Regions from separate parts of the Homo sapiens genome. Here all the other regions are linked to region 1. Evidence: chromatin contacts called from ENCODE Hi-C or POLR2A ChIA-PET data. All regions are on one chromosome and are shown on one strand. The core of a region is the stretch at or near the end of the contact, and the rest is flanking DNA. Distances in the headings are between cores, read along the strand shown. Region 1 has its middle 11 kb from the start of DIPK1B. Region 2 holds the start of AJM1 (apical junction component 1 homolog). Region 3 overlaps TRAF2 (TNF receptor associated factor 2).

Region 1 (4,083 bases), core at 1,060-3,559:
AGCTGACTAGGACAGTCACTTTCCCTTCACCAGGACTGCAAACCCCGTGTCTCAACTGTGGCTTCCTGTGAGTTTGTCTGTCAGCAAAACCTCCTGAAATGGGCCAGAGCCCCCCTTAGAGCAGCAGGACATGCCACAGACTTCAGAGACCTTTCACTGTGCCCCCAGGACAGATCTAGAGTTGGCTGGAAAGGTGCAGGAGCAGCTGGGCCATGCCTCCTTAATAACACTGGGGGCTCCACCCCCATCTGTCAAGGGAACCAAAGCTCCAAGGACTTCCTAGTTTCTGCCCTCGGTGGGAGTGCAGCTGCGGTCAGGAGACCTACACATCTGTGACTGTCAGAGCGGCAAGACCTTCTGCTCGCAGAGACACATCTTTTCTTTCTCTCTTTCTTTCTTTTGAGACAGAGTCTCGCTCTTGTCGCCCAGATTGGAGTGCTGTGGTGTGATCTCGGCTCACCGCAACCTCCGCCTCCCTGGTTCAAGCAATTCTCCTGCCTCAGCCTCCCGAGTAGCTGGGATTACAGGCATCTGCCACCAGGCCCAGCTAATTTTTTGTAGTTTTAGTAGAGATGGGATTTCACCTTGTTGGCCAGGCTGGTCTCGAACTCCTGACCTCAGGTGATCCACCCGCCTTGGCCTCCCAGAGTGCTGGGGTTACAGGCGTGAGCCACCGCGCCCGGCCCTCTAAATCATTTTTAAGCACACAGTCAGTGACATTAGGTATGTTCACATTGTTGTACAGCCCTCACTGCCATCTGGCTCCAGAACTTTTCCATCTTGTAAAACTATCTTGAACTATACAGGTGCAGTGGCTCACACCTGTAATCCCAGCACTTTGGGAGGCCGAGGCGGGCAGATCACCTGAGGTCAAGAGTTTGAGACCAGCCTGGCCAACATGGTGAAAACCCATCTCTACTAAAAATACAAATATTAGCTGGGTGTGGTGGTGGGCGCCTATAATCCCAGCTACTCGGGAGGCCGAGGCAGGAGAATCGCGGGAACCGGGGAGACGGAGGTTGCAGAGAGCCGAGATCGCGCCATTTTACTCCAGCCTGGGTGACAGAGTGAGACTCCATCTCAAAAAAAAAAAAAAAAAAAAAAAGGCAAAATTGATCTCACTCGAGGTCTTTAACCTAATTACAGCTGTAAAGACCCCATTTCCACAGAAAGTTACATTTACACATTCCAGGGGGACTTATCTTTTGGGGGGCACCATTTAACCCACTGCAGTATCAAAATCAAGGTGCAGGGCAGCACGTGCAGTGTGGTACCATTTTCATTTTTGTCATTTAGCTCTGTGTGTGTGTGTGCACATGGGTGTGTGCCCGCGTGCGTGTGTGTGTGTGTGTGTCAATCTCCCTGTGTTCCTTCCATGTATAGGTGATTGAACCTCTCTTGCTATTTTTTTTTTTTTTATCCGAGACAGAGTTTCACTTTTGTCACCCAGGCTGGAGTGCAGTGGCACGATCTCGGCTCACTGCAACCTCCACCTCCCAGGTTCAAGCAATTCTCCTGCCTCAGCCTCCTGAGTAGCTGGGACTACAGGCGCGCACCACCATGCCCGGCTAATTTTTTGTATTTTTAGTAGAGATGGAGTTTCACCATGTTGGCCAGGCTGGTCTCGAACCCCTGACCTCAGGTGGTCCACCCGCCTTGGCCTCCGAAAGTGCTGGGATTACAGACGTGAGCCACCATATCCAGCCCTCTCTTGCTATTTGCAAAGGTGTAAGTGGGGGGACTGAATCGTGTCCCCACTAAATTCCTTCCTGGAAGCCCTAACCTGCAAGGAGAGGGTATTGACGATGTAGCCTATGGGAGGTGCCTGGGGGTGGATGAGGTCATGAGGGTGGGCCTTAGTAGAAAGGGCACAGGTGCCCTCCCCTTATTCCTTATCCCACCCTCGCGTCAGGACGCAGCAAGAAGGCACTAGAGAAGGGAGGCAGGGCTGAGAACGGGGAAAAGGGCTGGATCCTTAGAGAGGCCAGGGCTGGGAACCTCAGGCGGGTTCCCAGGATCTGCCAGGAAGAGGACCCTCACCAGAGCCGGACCACGGGGCGCCCCCACCCCCAGCCTCCAGACCCGTGGGGAGGAAACGTCTGCTTTGTGAGGATGTCCTGGCCGGCGGAGACAAACCTGAATCCTGCGGGCGCTGGGGCCCCCGGATCCTCCACAGCTGCTCAAAATGAGGGTGACGCAGAGAGACACCACAATAAACTCGAAAGTAGCAGACGGTGAAACCGTCTCCATGCTGTCAACGTGTGAGCAACGTTCAGCGTCCGAGTCACAGGGAACACAGGAGGCCATCCCACCGAGCGGGGCTGTGACTCGTGTTCATAACTGTCATCACCCTAGTACCTGCCGCTCCTCCTGGAGAAAATTCGGATGTCCCAGGTGGGCTGAAGCACACAGGAAGGTGGGGGTGGAGAGACAAGGGAGGCAGGGCTGAGCACAGAGCTGCGTCCTTCGAGAGGCTGGGGCCGGGAACCTCAGGCGGGTTCCTCTAAAACAGCCCTTGTCGCTGTTGTTCATGTCCTTATCACCGACGTCTTGAACGTTCATTGTAAAATATGCAGGTTCATCTGAGGCAGGACAGGCGGTCGAGGAAGTGACCGTGTCCTCGGAACGTGGCAACCGCGGTGACCCCACAGTCAACACAATAAGCCCTAGCGTTGGCACTGTAGTCCCACTCACTCAAGCGCAGCTGTCTCCAGTAGGGGCTTTCCCTGTAGACAGCATGAGCTTTTTTTTTTTTTTTTTGAGGTGGAGTCTCGCTCTGTCTCCCAGGATGGAGTGCAGTGGGGCAACCTTGGCCCAGTGCAACCTCCACCTCCCAGGTTCAAGCGATTCTCGTGCCTCAGCCTCCCGAGTAGCTGGGATTACAGGCACCTGCCAGCACACCTGGCTGATTTTTTTTTTTTTTTTGGAGACACAGTCTTGCTGTATCCTCCAGGCTGCAGTGCAGTGGTGCGATCTCGGCTCACTGCAACCTCCATCTCCCGGGTTCAAGCAATTCTCGTGCCACAGCCTCCCGAGTAGCTGGGATTACAGGCATGTACCACCACGCCCAGCTAACGTTTTATTTTTAGTAGAGATGGGATCTCACTATGCTGTCCAGGCTGGTCTCAAACTCCTGGCCTCAAGTGATCCTCCCCCATCTCGCCTCCCAAAGTGCCGGGATTCCAGGCGTGAGGCCCTGTGCCCGGCCAGAGGAATGAAGTTCTGGCCCAGGCTATGTGGGTGAGTCGTGAAGCTGTCATGCTGAGTGAAAGAATCCAGGCACAAAGGTCCACATGGTCCTGATTCCGCTTCTATGAAATTTCCAGAACGGGCAAATCCACAGACACACGAAGATGAGTGGTTGCCATGGGCTGGGGGAGGGAGCAGTGGGGAGCGAGTGCCTATGGGGAAGGCGTTTCCCTTTGGGGGGATGAAAATGTTCTGGAGGTGATGGTTGCAAAACATTGGAGGCGTTGCAAAAAACTGAAAGTGCTAAATTATACACTTTTTTTTTTTTTTGAGATGGAGTCTCACTCTGTTGCCCAGGCTGGAGTGCAATGGTACCATCTTGGCTCACTGCAACTTCCGCCTCCTGGGTTCACGTGATTCTCCCGCCTCGGCCTCCCAGGTAGCTGGGATTACAGGCATGCGCCACCACACCCAGCTAATTTTTGTATTTTTAGTAGAGACAGTGTTTTACCATGTTGGCCAGGCTGGTCTCGAACTCCTGATCTCAGGTGATCTGCCCACCTCAGCCTCTCAAGGTGTCAGGATTACAGGCATGAGCCACTGTGCCCGGCCAAATTGTACACTTTAGAATAATTTTATGTTACATGAATTTCACTTCAATAAAAAAATATAGGTAAGGGCTGGGTGCGGTGGCTCACGCCTGTAATCACAGCACTTTGGGAGGCTGAAGCGGGCGGATCACTTGAGGTCAGGAGTTCGCGAATAGCCTGGCAAACATGGTGAAACCCCGTCTCTACTAAAAATACAAAAATTAGCTGGGCATGGTGATGGGCATCTGTAATTCCAGCTACTCGGGAAGCTGAGGCAGGAGAATCGCTTGAACCCAGAGGCGGA
Region 2 (4,354 bases), core at 34-2,533, 140 kb before region 1:
TGGCCGGGCCGAGCACAGAGCCCCGCCCCCAGCACTGCAAGGACCCACGCCTAGGTGCCCTCAACTTCCCGCGAGCCCCAGGCCAGAAAAATGCCCCCAGAGAGCATACCCGGGCCCTAAATCTCCCTTTCCTCTGCCGACACCTTTTCTGACCCCAAGTATCTTTGGGTGGTTGAAACAAGGCCCCAGCTTTGTGTAAACGCACAGGACACCCCCCTAGGGTTTGCAAGGCAGTCCCAAGCCATCGAGCCGCGAGCTCGTGGCAGCCCCTCCTCTGAGCTGCGCACCAGGCCTGGAAGCTGCCCGCTGGGGGTGGGCAGGGCGGAGGGTGGGGGAAGCCCCACTGCTTTGCAGGAGAGGGCCCTCCCCATTTCGCTCAGAAGGTTCCATGGAAACCTGCATTTCTTAGGCCCCCACGCGGCAGGCTGGCCTGGGTTCAGATGTGGGCTGCCAACCCCTCTGTGATCCCAGAGCCAGCTGGGGGGTGCGTCAGAGAGTGGCCACAGGCCTGGCCTCTGCACACCCAACACCTGGTCTGGGGGGTCTACCCCAGAGTGAGCTGGGGAAAGCGGGTACCTGGCCAGGCCCCTTGCAGGGCAGAACCTCAGGTGGATGGGCCTCTCGGGGTCTGGCCGGGTCCCCCCTCTGTGTCCCAGGTGTGCAGGGGCTTCCTGCTGGCAGGGCTGTTTTTCTGGGTCAGGGCCACGAGTCCCAGGCCTTGTGCCCATCCCAGCCTCCCCCGCCCACCCCCCCATCTCCCCCCTCCACCCCACCCGTGGCAGGACTGTCTACCCTCCTGCTCCCTCTTTCATGCTAAGCTCAAGGCCAGGCCGGAATCCGGCCGGATGACAGGGTGTGAGGCTCCACCCCAGGGAGGTGACAGTCGGCCTTGCTGGCTGCAGCTGTCGGTGACACCCCCTCCCGTGGGGATGGGGGTGGGGTCGGCCCTCTCCCGGGCCCAAGGCCTTCTGGAGCCCACGGAGATGGCTGGCGGCCTTCCCCACCTCCCAGCCCTGCCTTGCCTTGCCTTGCCCTGGCTGGGAGCGGCCCTTCAAGGGATACAGCCGGTGTTGCCTGGGGGCGGGGACTCCCCATCCTTTCGGCTGCCCTAAGGCAGCTTCCCCCGCCCATGACGGTGACACACTCAGCAACTCGGCCCCTAGCCCCTTACCTGGGTGCTGCTCTGGCTGTGCCCCGGTGGGCTGTGCCACCCCCAGGTCGGCTCCTCTGTGTCCCCGGCACTGCTGCGTCCCCGGCACGGGCAGAAGCTTCCAGGCAGCAGCGCGGATCCTGGCCTGGCTGCTCAGTGCTGCCCCTGATGGCAGCTGAAGGGGCTGTACTTAAAGGGGCCGCACCCAGTGGGGGCTGCACCGTGGAGCTGGGGATCATGAGCTGCACTGGCTCCAATTTGGGGCTGTGCAGAGCACAGGGTCCCTGCAGCACCCCCAAGACACAGACCTCAGTGTCTAAGCAGGAGTCTTGTGGCCCGGAGCAGCCTGCCAGTCCCGCCAGTGTCACCCCAACACACTTGCCTGAGAGGAGGGGCCCGAACCCTGGCCTGGGCTGCAGAGATTGGTCAGGGGCATCTTGGAATTCGCATCTCCTGTCGGGCGAGGCAGGAGCAGATGGGCTACTCTGTGCCCCACTGGCCTCTCCCCAGGCCCTATCTGCTTCAAGGCTGCCAATGCCAAAATCTTGGCGGGTACCTGGGGCCAGATGGCCCCTGCAGCCTCTTGTGTCCCCAGGATGCCATCCTCTCTGGGTGAGGCCACTCCTGCATCCGGTCCCTGCCAGCCTGGGAAGGCCTGCACGTGACCTGCCATACCTGCCTGGTAATGTCCTCGTCCCACTCTGCCAGCCCCTCCCCAAGGCATTGGGCCTGGGAACGTTCTAGCTTGGCAGAGGGGTGGGGAGCTGATGCCCTTGGCTCTGAAGGGCAGGACCTACCCCATTCTGCACTGTTCAAAGCAGGGCCCACTGAAACCCCAACATAGCCGTCCATGGTGTGATCCTGTCAAGTTCACGTACTGTCGACCCATCCCCACACCAGGCGAACCCCTGAACCCGGCCCTGACCTCATGGGCTGTGGGCTAAGGGGCCAGGCTAAGCTTGCTGTGGGCCACAGCACCTGCTCAGGGACTGCAGTGACTGCCCAACACCCTGGGGCCACAAGGCTCCCAGGCAGAGGAGCCTCCAGCTTGGCCACCTCCTCCCCTTCACTGGCACACTCTTCCTGCCTGCCCTGCAGGGTTCTCATGGCAACAGTAGCTGTGGGGGTGGAGGCTGGGCGCTGCTGACAGCTGGAGGGGGCAGGAGCCTGAAGGCGGGGGGCAGGGCTGCAGGCGGCTGCCTGGGAGCCTTGCAGAGTGGACTTCCACCTCCTGGGGCTGAGGTCGCCAAGCGTGCTGCGTGCAGCTGCTGAGCCCTGGCACAGGTGGGCTGGAATGTACCCAGGGTGTGGCCAGACTTGGTGGGACGTCCTCACACCACTGCTGGGCAGCCTCCTGCCAACCCACGGCAGCCTGGGCCCGGGGCAGCGGGAGCAGAGGTACAGGCAGAAGAACAGACACACGCAGAGTGAAACAGGAGTGCTTTATGGTCTGAGTGGAGTGTTTGGGAGGAGTGCCTCCCGGCTCCTGCCTTCGGGCTCACCTGAGCGGGGGCGCAGCTGAGGCCACTGTGGGAAACACAACCCCCACTCCCAGGAGAGGCCTCACATGCTGCCTTCGGTCTCGCCAGCCTTCTAGCGTGGGGCCTGGGCCGCCCTTTAGGGTGAGTCTGCACACCCGTGTTCAGGGCTCCCGGCCGGAAGCGGAACCATAGGCATGCTGCGGCCCCAGATGAGCGCGGAGGGCAAGCAGGTGCCGGGGCAGCGCACACCCCACAGCCAAGCGGCCCCTGCCCAGCCTCTGTAAACAGACCCTCACAGGTCCCTCCTGGGCCTCAGTCACATCCCTGAGAAACACTGGCGGCTCTGCCCCGAGAGGGCCAGGGTGTCCACCGAGCCTGGCTGAAGCCAGCTGTCCCCTCCCTTCTTGCAGAGCAGGCTCACACTGGGCCTGAAGGCCCAGCACCTGCAGGGCCCAGCCTGGGGACCACCAATGCCCGGCCTCTTCCAGCTCAGAAGCGCACACGGCAGCCACGGGGCAGCGGCAAAGGCGATGGTACAGAGGCAAATGCCTCCCCAGGCAGTGACAGGCACGCCCCCCGCCCCAGGGCGGCCACTGCCCACGCCGGCCTAGAGCTCCTCGTAGTCGCCACCCCCAGGGTGGCGGCCGCCCGGGGCCCCGCCCCCCAGGAAAGCCTCCAGCTCATCGGCAGCCGTCCTCTCCCTGCTGCGCGGGGGCCGCTGCTGCCGCCGTCGCCGCTCCTCCTTGCCCTCCTCCTTGTCCTTGCTCTTCTTGTGTTTGCTCTTCTTCTTGGCAGCTTTTTCTTCTTCCTGAGGAGCACAAGGATGGGGCGCCATGGAGTCACAGGAAGCCACAGCCCTGGTCCCAGGACCGCATGCCACCCAGTCCTGGCCTGCCAGGAAGGGGAGTAGCCAGTACCTCTTTGCCTTTTTTCTTCTTCTTCTTCTTCTCCTTAGAGGGGGTTTTGCCCTCCTTACCTGCACAGACAGGACAGACAGTGGCTCAAACTCAGGCCAACGGGGACCCCAAGCTGGGTGACAGGACTTCTCTAGAAACTCACAAAGCAGCGAGCCCCAGCCCTCCAGGAGGCCCTGCTGATGGACAGGACCACACTGCAAACATCAGCTCCTGCAGGGGGCTGCCAGGAGCATGGCACAGCATCCTGGACTCAGGAGAGGACCCCGGCCAGCGGCCAGCAGCTGGGAGGAGGCCCACGTTCTACCCAAACTCCAGCAGGCTGACCGCACTCTGGTGCCCCCACCCACCTTCCTCACTGCTCTCCTTGGGTCCGGCCTCCTCCAGCCCCAGCCCGAAGAGGTCCGAGTCATTCTTCAGTCTGAAGGCGGGGAGAGGGAGCTTGGGGGGTGGGGGCGGCTCGGCAGGGCCCTCATCCTCGTCAGTCACATCGGAGGGGTCATCTCGCACGGGAAAGTCATCCTGGAGCAGGGAGAGCAACTGGTCAGGCCATCATCCCTCCCACACCCCCAGGGGTTGTGGGATCTCAAACCAGGCCGGCAAGGCCCAAGTGTGGGGACATGAGATGCCTCTTCCAGAAGCCTCCTCCCACTGCACCCACCCAGATCAGGCCTGTGGGAGGGACCCTGGCCACCTGGCTGACCTCTGCCCCGGGAGGACTCGTCTTACCGCCCTGCGCTGTGTGTCTGATCCCTCGCTCTCAAAGTCGGGGTCATCCATGACGAAGGACAGCATTTGTGCAGCAATGG
Region 3 (4,264 bases), core at 409-2,908, 200 kb before region 1:
TATGATCCCACCACTACACGCTAGCCTAGGCAACAGAGCGAGACTCTATTTCTAAAAATAATAGTAATAAAATGCTCATAGGTGAAATGATATGACATCTTCATTTGCTTTAAAATAAGCCAGAAAAGAAAAAAATGTGTGTGGGGGGTTGAAGGGCTGAAAGTAGGCTGGCGAAGGCTGGCAGGTGCTGCGGGGCAGCATGTAGGCCTGTGGGGCAGCGGCACACCTCTACTCTCAGCCTCACTGCTCAGATGCGCTGCATGCTCGAAATGTCAAAAATAAAATCTTTCTTGGCTGGGCGCGGTGGCTCACGCCTGTAATCCCAGCACTTTGGGAGGCCGAGGCAGGCGGATCACGAGGTCAGGAGATCGAGACCATCCTGGCTAACATGGTGAAACCCCATCTCTACTAAAAATACAAAAAAATTAGCCGGGAGTGGTGGGGGCGCCTGTAGTCCCAGCTACTCAGGAGGCTGAGGCAGGAAGAATGGTGTGAACCCGGGAGGCGGAGCTTGCAGTGAGCCGAGATCGCACCACTGCACTCCAGTCTGGGTGACAGAGTGAGACTCCATCGCAAAAAACAACAAACAAACAAACAAAAAAAACCTTTCTCTTGGCACTCGGTACTTGAAATCTCCAGTGGGACCAGGGTTGTCCTGCAGCAGATACATCTACACCAGCACCATCTGTCTCAGTCTTCTCCCCACCCACAGCAGACACAGTTTAAAAAAAAAAAAATCAATATTTATTCAGCCAGAATTCAAACTACACATTTGACGCAAATACAGTCGTCATCCCTCTGAATGTCACTAGAATGTCCATGAGGCCGAGCATACTTGGCTTTTCCTGGCCTTTCCGCTGCTCGTGCAGCCAGCCTATGTCCTCTCTGGAAAGTCTCCCCGCACCCCCGCATCCAGCTGCCAGAACGAGTAGCTCAGGGGCCCACTGGGGAATTCAGTTCTGCTATTGGCACTCAGCAAGCACTCCATCAACATTTACCTAAAGTTTTAAAATTATTCGATTTGGCCAGGTGCAGTGGCTTATGCCAGGAATCTCAGCACTTTGGGAGGCCAAGGTGGATGGATCACTTGAGGTAAGGAGTTCAAGACCAGCCTGGCCAACGTGGTAAAACCCCATCTCTACTAGAAATATAAAAAATTAGCCGGATGTGGTGGCAGGCGCCTGTAGGCTGAGGCAGAAGAATCACTTGAACCTGGGAGGTGGAGGCTGCAGTGAGCCGAGGTCACGCCACTGCACTCTAGCCTGGACAACAGAGCAAGACCGTCTCAAAAAAATAAAAATAAATAAATAAAATCATTCAGTTCCTAGAAAGGCATCATTGCAAAGGACAAACATTCAAAAGCTAAGCAGGATTTTCCCCTTTTCCAATAAAGTTCCGACCATCAAGGAGGAAAGGCAGCCTTAGCCTCCGTACTGTGTTTACAATAAGGCCCCAACTAGCAGCACACTCCGAGCACCCGGAGAGCAAAGAGAGGCGGCTCCGAGGGGCAGAGCGGCTCCCAACTGTATAGACGGGTTGATTTCCGTCCCCATGTGTGACATTTACAGCCAGTGAGAGGTTTTATCAACAAAATCAAAGGCCACAGCCAAGTTATTCCAGAGCAGTGCCCGCCCCTCCCACATGACCAAACCCGGCTCCTCTCAGGGACTTTCCAGAGCTCTCAAAGGTGCAGCCAGGGACTTTCCACCCTGCGTGCCTGCAGGACCGCGTGGCGCCCCAGGCCAGGGGCTGGCTATAGTCCTTGGCCCTCAGCCGGAGGCCCTCATAATTGTCAATGTGGCATCCCATGAGCCTGGAGGTGGCAGAGACCCCAGAGGACTCAGGGTCCAGTGCAGAGCTGGAAACTATTATCCCACCTGTCCCCCAGACACTCCTCAGTCCTCTCAAAGGGTGGCATGGCGCATAGCACCCCTACTCCCTGCAGCCAGCTGGTACCCCAACCCTCCCAGGGAGACCCTGACCCTGGGCCACCTCCCCAGGGAGCCATCTCCCTTGCAGACAGCACTGGGCAATGACCAAGCTGCATCTCTTTCAAGGAGCAGGGAGTGGGGGGTACAATGCCATGCGCCACAGCCGTTTGTGCGGCAGAGCCACACAGGAGCCTAGAAAGCTTTGCATCGCACGTCGTGGCTGAGGGCGGTCTGGCATCTCTGCCCACAGAGGTAGGAGTCTCACTCTAGGGCAGTGCCCTGGAGCTACCGCTCCGTGTCCAGGACGCAATCCCCGTGCTAGGGAGGAAAGCACATCTTGTTCACCCCAGACACAGCTGGGGCAGTTCTTCTGAAAAAACGAAACTTGGAGCCCAAAGACCACAAAGCAGAGTCTGTCAAAAGATCGTGGGAGGTGTGGCCAGGCTCACAGGGTGGGGAGTGGGCGAGGAGAAGAGGGAGGCGTGGCCAGGCTCACAGGGCGGGGAGCAGGAGAGGAGAAACACACAGTAATGCAGGTCCAATTCCAACCCAGCCGGTAACACCCCAGGGTCCGGCTGAGCAGGAGATCCCAGCTCTGGCCCGGGCAGGAAGCTCCCCTAAGTGCAGAAAGCCAGGATTCTGAGCAAACAGCCCTCACAGCCTCACCAACCTGGGGCTGGATTGGATGGCATCAAGGTACTGCCTCATTCCAATGTATGACTCGGTACTCACTGAACAATGACCCCTGTCTCCTCCATTCTACTTCCTGTACCCATGGATCTGATGACTCTAAGGGTGGCCCCTAAGTGGAATCACAGAGGATCTGTCCTTTGGTAACTGGCTCATGTCACTCAGCACACTGTCCTCAGAGTTCATCCCTGGGGTGTGTGTGTCCGAATCGCCTTCCTTTTTAAGGCTGAATCATATCCCACTGTGTGCACAGATCACACTTCCCGTGTTTATCCATTCATCCGCAGACACTGGGCTGCCTCTACCTTTGGGCTCTGTGGACAGTGTTACTCCAGGAATCCTGTACAAGGATCCCAGAGAGAAACCTCTTAAAGGGCATTCATTACAAGAAGGAAGACTGCATAACTTGGCGAGCTGTAGTGGCCTCGACGAGCTCTCTCGGCACCTCCTGGCCTCTACACTACAGGTGAAGTTTCCAAATGCCTAAAAGGTGACGTGAGAATCACACTGAAATCCCCAGTGCAGGAAGGCGTGCACGGCTCGCCCAGCACACAGGGACAAACCACAGCCAAGTGAAGTGCGGGCCACTGCCTATGTTGCTGTGACCACAGGACAAGTGTGTCCATTATTTCTGCAATTTCCAGTGTCAACACAATTCAAAATAAGCAATCCTTTGTGGATACAAGAGACACAACAAAAACCCCCACCAAACTTGAAAGCTGCAGGTCCTGGTGCACAGCGATCTCCCCTTCATTCCCAGGAAATGCTACTGCTCAGATAACCATGGCATTCCCAGGGCTCACACAGGCACCTCCAACCCTCACAGCCACCCCACGATGGTGGGATCCTGCACCCCCATCGACAGACAAGAAACCTGAGGCACAGAGAGGGTAAATACCTCGCCCGAGGTCACACAGCCCAAGCTCCATGGTGCAGGTCTGTGCTCTGCACTACTTGAGTTTCTAAATGGACATACTCTAAGGAGCAGCTCCGTCTCTTCCTCCACAGACATCAGACAGGCTTCAGCCCCAGTGAGAGGAACGTGCAGGACAAGGTCATAACTGCTTGGGGAGCGTGGACGACTCCCGACTGCTGGAGCTTCTGTCACCATGCCACACGCAGGCATCTTTACCTCGTATTCTTTCAGGGTCCCCTTCCAGGTGCATCCATCACTGGGACAGACGGCCGGCAGGCTCTCCACCTCCCTGCGGGCAGCATTATCTGGGAAGGCCTGGGGAGAGGAATATCCCTCGGGTTAAACCTCCTCCCAGACTCCCTGCAGCAACCAAGGAACACAGACCACACGTCCAAACCAACCAATACTGCGTCACATCGCCTTTCCAGGCCACTCCAGGAGCAGAGGATGACTCTCTGATTCCTTTTTATTTTTGGACTCACCTTGATGCCAAAGTTTCCAAACCCTAAACTTCAGGAGTCTGCTAAGGGACAACTTCTGGCGGCCCTTTATTCTTTTTTTTTTTTTAAAGGAGGGGTCTCACTTTGTAACCCAGGTTGGAGTGCAGTGGCATGCGATCTTGGCTCACTGCAACCTCCGCCTCCCAGCCTCAAGCAATCCTCCCACTTCAGCCTCCCAAGTGGCTGGGACTATAGGCGTGCGCCACCACACCCGGCTAATTTTTTGT

The links. A loop is a pair of places that touch in the nucleus more often than their neighbours do. ChIA-PET counts read pairs that join two places held with the same protein, here RNA polymerase II (POLR2A). Pooled maps may share reads with other maps.
Region 2: a loop to region 1 is called in a pooled map, with 2.9 times the contacts of the local background. The contact joins the promoter of AJM1 here to the enhancer-like site in region 1. A Hi-C loop is called at or near these places in 4 of 50 pooled maps. POLR2A ChIA-PET finds 5 or more read pairs at or near these places in 3 of 52 experiments (Caco-2, H1 and WTC11).
Region 3: a pooled map shows a loop between it and region 1 (5-fold over the local background). The contact joins two enhancer-like sites. A Hi-C loop is called at or near these places in 3 of 50 pooled maps. POLR2A ChIA-PET finds 5 or more read pairs at or near these places in 2 of 52 experiments (HEK293 and activated CD4-positive, alpha-beta T cell).

The regions. Positions count from the first base shown.
Region 1 is chr9:136,699,642-136,703,724 of GRCh38, reverse strand. No RefSeq gene overlaps it. Among named protein-coding and RNA genes, the nearest start is that of DIPK1B, 11 kb to the left of the region's middle. RefSeq lists enhancers at 2,306-2,355, 2,396-2,555. Within about 2 kb of position 2,309, at least 3 of the 41 ENCODE cell types and tissues checked have a DNase peak (open chromatin) inside an H3K27ac peak, as active enhancers do.
Region 2 is chr9:136,839,407-136,843,760 of GRCh38, reverse strand. AJM1 (apical junction component 1 homolog) reads right to left here and starts at 1,283. Exons shown (of 3, transcript NM_001080482.5): 1 at 1,172-1,283. RABL6 (RAB, member RAS oncogene family like 6) reads right to left here. Exons shown (of 15, transcript NM_024718.5): 12 at 4,275-4,354; 13 at 3,896-4,067; 14 at 3,549-3,607; 15 at 2,574-3,439. The coding sequence ends at 3,239. RefSeq lists enhancers at 1-157, 158-1,038, 1,170-1,464, 1,454-1,593, 1,039-1,920 and silencers at 814-1,143, 2,090-2,384.
Region 3 is chr9:136,900,010-136,904,273 of GRCh38, reverse strand. TRAF2 (TNF receptor associated factor 2) reads right to left here. Exons shown (of 11, transcript NM_021138.4): 4 at 3,754-3,852. Among named protein-coding and RNA genes, the nearest start is that of MIR4479, 15 kb to the right of the region's middle. RefSeq lists enhancers at 1,482-1,941, 2,172-2,491. Within about 2 kb of position 1,658, at least 35 of the 41 ENCODE cell types and tissues checked have a DNase peak (open chromatin) inside an H3K27ac peak, as active enhancers do.